Regions from separate parts of the Homo sapiens genome. Here region 2 is linked to region 1. A link is a loop called in an ENCODE intact Hi-C map of the cell type or tissue named here. Cell type or tissue: Calu3. All regions are shown on one strand. Links, peaks and the distances in the headings refer to the core of each region. The heading gives the core; the rest is flanking DNA.

Region 1 (2,928 bases), core at 247-2,746:
GGAAGGTGAGAATTTATCCTCCAACTCCTGTCCATCATCGGTTGAGAGTTACCCCACAGTCGTTATAAATACTGTTGTTCCAGTCTCTTCCAAGCTCTAGAGATATTGCATAAGTAAGCCAGTGCATTACTGTCTACTGTGTTCATTCCCAATTTTTCCACAAGTGGGAGCTTTAGCAATATTGATGTTACAGTATTCCAGGTGTTCCCCCACCTCACATTTACTGCCAGCAATGAGGTACTTATTGCTATTTGGACAGTGACTGTTTCAATTCCACAATCCCATCCTGAGGCTCTGCTTTGGAATATACCTTAGAACTATTGTCTTCCATTGAGCTACTCCTGAAATAAAACTGGATATAAGGATTTGAGTGAAAACTTTTTATTTTGGAAGTGATCCCAGGAAGCACTAATAAGGGAGTGGAGAAGTGAGACTAGCAAAGAAATGACACCAATAGTGTGTGTTAACAAGGAAGTTACTGATGTGGGCTCCATCCCACTGAGGAAATCATTAGGTCTATGTATGTCTCACAGTTATTTTAGGGGGAAGGAAGCTGGTGGTTTAGCCACCAGCTCTTGTCTGTCCTTGCCTGAAGACTGCCCCCGGGTGTTATTTCCTGGGTAATTCCACCTTTTTCTGGGCAAAGGCTAAGCATGTGTCTTGGTCCACTTGGGCTGCTATAACAAAATACCATAAACTGGGTGACTTACAGTCAATAGAAATTTATTTCTCACAGTTCTGGAGGCTAAGAAGCCCAAGATCAAGTCACCAGTAGATTCAGTGTCTGGTGAGGGAGAGCCCACTTCCTGGTCCATAGACGGTGGTCTTCCCAGCCTCACATGGCAGAAGCAGCAAGAGAGCTCCCTGAGGTCTCTTTTATAAGGAGGTGATTATTGTAAGGACACTCATTCTATTCATGAGGGCTCTACTGTCATGACCTAATCACGAACCAGACTCCACCTCTAGATACCATGGATTTGAGGAACATAAACCTTCAGTCTATAGCAGGACGTGACCAGAAAAGAAGACCTCAGAGATAGCATGGCAGGGGTCTGCAGTAGGAGGCTGCAGAAATATAGAGGAATAGCGAGTATTTAGAAGACAAGAGTGGGCACCAACATCTGCCATATAGTCTTCCTTCATTTTGTTTCCATGATTCTGCTCTTACTGTTTTGATAATCAAACTAAAATAGGTTTTTCAAATCAATCTTACTCCTCTTTAGTCCCTAAACAAAGTTGATTCCTGGAGATGGACAATTCCAGGCATAGGCCTTTCTTTTTTTTTTTTTTTTTTTTTTTGAGACAGAGTCTCACTCTGTTACCCAGGCTAGAGTGCAGTGGCGCGATCTCAGCTCGCTGCAAGCTCTGCCTCCCGGGTACATGCCATTCTCCTGACTCAGCCTCCTGAGTAGCTGGGACTACAGGCACCTGCCACCACACCCAGCTCATTTTTCTCGTATTTTGTTGTAGAGATGGGGTTTCACAGTGTTAGCCAGGATGGTCTCGATCTCCTGACCTCGAGATCTGCCCGCCTCGGCCTCCCAAAGTGCTGGGATTACAGGCGTGAGCCATCGTGCCCGGCCCAGGCATAGGCCTTTTTAAATTGTCAACTTAGACTTTGAGTTTGCAACTGTTTTATTTCTCAACCAAAAATCTGACACATTTTCCTTAGAATAATTATCCCCATTCTTTTTGTTTATTAATGAAATGCACCACTTTCCTCTCGGCAAAGCTACAGTTTGGACTTCTGAAACCTAAAACAGTGATTAGAGATAATGAAATTAACTAGAGTCAGATTCAACTGGAGACTAAATAGTGTGGAGTGACTCTTGAACTTAGTAGCAAGCTTCTCCAGATCCATCCAATGGCCCGAGGTGCAGGTAGTAAAATTTGAACAACTAGGTTAGCACTGACTACCTAGGCCTAGGACTAGCAATTTTAGCAAGAGTGCTGTAAGATCATTTTACATATTGCATGTATCTATTCCAAGTTATATTTCTTGACATGGAACTTTTGTGTCAAAGGAATATACTTTTTAAAAATTGTCTAAATACATTTAAGAAAAGTTAATCCATTTTAAACTCCAACCAAGAGTATGTAAAAATTTCTATGAACCCTCTCAAATACTAAGTATTTTGATTTCCTCTTTACCTTTGACAAGATAGAGCATGACATACTATCTCATCTAAACTTTGTTCTAGGGATTTTGAGTAGTTTTGTAACCCTATTGCTAATTTGTGTTGAGTGTATGTGAATTTGTGTGAGGTCTCTATATATTAGGCTCTATTATAAATATTTTCTAATACTTTCCATTTACCTTTCAAATTTCTTTATCTTACGGCATACCAAATGTGTATAGTCATATATACATTTAGTGTATATGAGTATACCAGTACAATAATACTCAAATCTATTCATTTTAAAATAAATTTTCAAATTATTACATGTTTAAAACTTTCTTTTTTTAATTCAGGGGTACATTTGCAGGATGTGTAGGTTTGTTACATAGAATGTGTGTCATAGAGGTTTGTTTACCGATTATTTCATCACCCAGGTATTAAGCCTAGTATTCATTATTTTCCCTGACCTTTTCCCTCTTCCCACTCTCCACCCTTCAATGGCCCCAGTGTCTATTGTTCCCCTCTGTGTGTCCATGTAGCCTCATCATTTAGCTCCCATTTATAAGTGAGATCATGTGGTATTTAGTTTTCTGTTCCTGTGTTACTTTGCTAAGGATAATGGCCTCCAGCTCCATCCGTGTCCCTGCAAAGGACATGATCTCATTCTTTATTGTGGCTGCACAGTAGTCCATGCTGTATATGTACCACATTTTCTTTATCCAGTCTATCATTGATGGGCATTTGGATTGATCCCATGTCTTTCCTATTGTAAATAAAGCTGCAATGAACATACGCATGTGTGTATCTT
Region 2 (2,928 bases), core at 126-2,625, 51 kb after region 1:
TTCTCATCATGTTATTTCATAACAAGCAAAATTATTGAGTCATTGGTTATGTGAATTTGCTTCCACCAGGATATTTTAATAATTTTTTCCAAACCAATTTTTCTTCAAACATGCCCTGTCTGCCTCTGTTCCTCTGCTTCCTACCAGACTGGCTTCTCTCCTGGTCCTTTCAGGCTGTGGCCCCTTGCTACTCAAAGGGTGGTCTGCAGACCAACAACTAGGCATTACCTGGAAGCTTGTTAGGAATGCAGAGTTTTGGACCCATCCCAGATATACTGAGTCAGAATCTGACTTGTTTCAAGTTCCTCAGGCCCGTTGTGTATACACTAGCATTTGGGAAGAGCTGGTTTAGACGTCTCACTACAATCTGTCTTAACTTTAATTTGGTCTGCTTGTTTTATCTCTTTCAATTTCCAAAAGAAAAAGGATAATTTCTCATGCATATTCCCTATAGCACATTGGTCTCTGGAATATAGTTTCAAACTTCCTTTGTTCTGTGTAGGTTGCTAATATGGTCTGGCTGTGTCCCCACCCAAATCACATCTTGAATTGTAGTTCCCATAATCCCCATGTGTCATGGGAGGTGCCCGATGGGAGGTAACTAAATCATGGGGGCAGTTTCCCCAGTGCTATTCTGGTGATAGTAAGTTCTCATAAGATCTGATGGTTTTATATGGGGCTTCCTCCTTCACTCAGTTCTCATTCTTCTCCTTCCTGCCACCATGTGAAGAAGGACGTGTTTGCTTCCCCTTCTACCATTATTGTAAGTTTCCTGAGGCTTCCCCAGCCCTGCAGAACTGTGAGTAAATTAAACCTCTTTCCTTTATAATTTACCCAGTCTCAGGCAGTTCTTTATAGCGGTATGAGAATGGACTAATACAGCAATCTTTCAACTCATTTTCAGGTTCTTCTTCTGCTGTTACACAACGAATCCTCTCAATCCAACCTACTGGGTTCCACCCACACTCATGCACCTCCTATTGAAGACAAGTTGTGTGCTGTTATGCTACTGTGACTTTCGGCAGGCCATCCTTTTTATCCCTCCCAGCCTTTTTCCTCTTGAGGAATTACTAATTATCATAAAAGTCAATTGTCACCTGTCCTAGAAAGCCTTGTCCAACCACCCCATATGCTCTCCTCTACTATTATTACTTTGTGTTAGATTTCTATTATATCAGGCATAAACACTACATGAATTATTTATCTTTTCACCAAATAAAATATGAAGTTCATGAAGGGAGACAGTGTATTTTTTCTTCATCTTATATCCCTAGGACAGCTTTCTAACCCCTAGGAAGAAATCAAGACATGGTTCTAATAGATATAAGTAAAAATATAAATATAGACATCAATATATTTACTTTTATATTATCTATTTAGTTTAGGTATATAGATTTTATACTGTTTATATATGTAATTTTTATATATTCAATGTATAGTTTAATATTTAGCCTACATGTGTATGTTTGTATACATGTGTCTTTAGGATATATGGATTAGCTGAGTTTTCTCAGGAGAAAATATGAAAAGATTATAAGAATATATTTAAAATGGAGGAGTTGGGGAATTATTTTTATTCCCACAGCCCCTAAAGTGAAAATATAACTGCATAAATCCCATGACCTTATGCAATCTGTTTTTGGCAAAAGCCACACATGCTAAATAGTTACCCAAATATCTAACCATCTAGGTTGCCAGAACTAGATTTACAATTATTTTACTTTAGACTCTGCAAGATTTTAGGCTTTTCTGATTCCTATTTAAGCCACTTAAAATGCAAAATCCTTCTGTGGTCATAGTTTCAACAATCAAAAAACAAACAAGTTTTCACAGAGTATTTAAAATATATAACAGCAGAGTCATAGAAGGTGTGGTTTCTGTACCAGAAGGAAAGAAGGAGGAATGTGAGAAGAATTTATTGATCTCCTGCTGTACACTGGGAAGTTTTCTCAACAATTTACATGCAACCTCATGACAACTGTCTAACTGTTGTGTTATCATCTTCAAACAACATGTTTGTTTACGTATTCATAACATTTAATAGAAATGGTTGCATCTCAAAATCACCAAGAATAAAAATGTTCGTCTTAGTCCTTATCTTTCAGAAGAAATAACAATGCCTATCTCGTTTTAGTCTAATAATTGTAATACATCCTATGAAGTAGCTTCCCACACCACCAATAAACACTGACATAATACATTTAAGATATAAATGTGGTGAAAAACTTGCTGGGAAGTTTTTATACACAAGCTTCCCAGACCCTGTCAACCTTCAGATATTTACTACTAACAACAGCACCAATACCTGATTTCAAGTTGATGGTGGGACTCAAATGCTGGGCTGACTGTAAAAGGTTTACATGTTAGGAATATTCTGATTACTAAACCTCCAGAGAGAAGGTAGTTTTACATTAAGAAATCAAAATGATACTTTTCATAATGCCATGGATGTTGTCAGCTGTAAAAAACACATTCCTACATCTACTGAAATACCAAAAGATATCTGTTATGGTTAAGCTTTTGCGTCAACTTGACTGGTTCATGAGGCACCCATACATTTAGTCAAACACTAGTTCATACTACGCAACCATAAAAAAGAACAAAATCATGTTCTTTTCAGCAACATGGATACAACCGGAGTGAGTTAACATAGAAATTCACTTATCCTAAGTGAATTAACACAGAAACAGAAAAATCAAATACTGCATGTTCCCACTTACAAGAGGGAGCTAAACATTGAATACACTTGGACACAAAAATGGAAACAATTGACACTGGGGACTCCAAAAGTGGGGAGGAAGGGAAGGGAACAAGGGTTGAAAACTATCTATGGGGTTCTATGCTCACTATTTTGGTGATGGAACCAATACAAGGGCAAACTTCAGCATCACACAATATACCCATGTAACAAACCTGCACACATACCCC

What was found. Hi-C counts contacts between places; a loop is a spot of excess contacts. Peaks named below come from ENCODE experiments on the same cell type or tissue, not always from the same donor. Only the 100,000 strongest peaks of a DNase experiment are listed, where the experiment ranks them.
Region 2: it touches region 1 in a loop (2.4-fold over the local background); 2 of 110 quality-filtered maps call a loop at or near these places.

Annotation. Positions count from the first base shown.
Region 1 is chr11:101,760,092-101,763,019 of GRCh38, forward strand. No RefSeq gene overlaps it. Among named protein-coding and RNA genes, the nearest start is that of CEP126, 150 kb to the right of the region's middle. In Calu3, for the core only: no CTCF peak of the experiment used is centred there; a DNase peak (open chromatin) is centred at 1,410.
Region 2 is chr11:101,810,855-101,813,782 of GRCh38, forward strand. No RefSeq gene overlaps it. Among named protein-coding and RNA genes, the nearest start is that of CEP126, 100 kb to the right of the region's middle. In Calu3, for the core only: no CTCF peak of the experiment used is centred there; no DNase peak of the experiment used is centred there.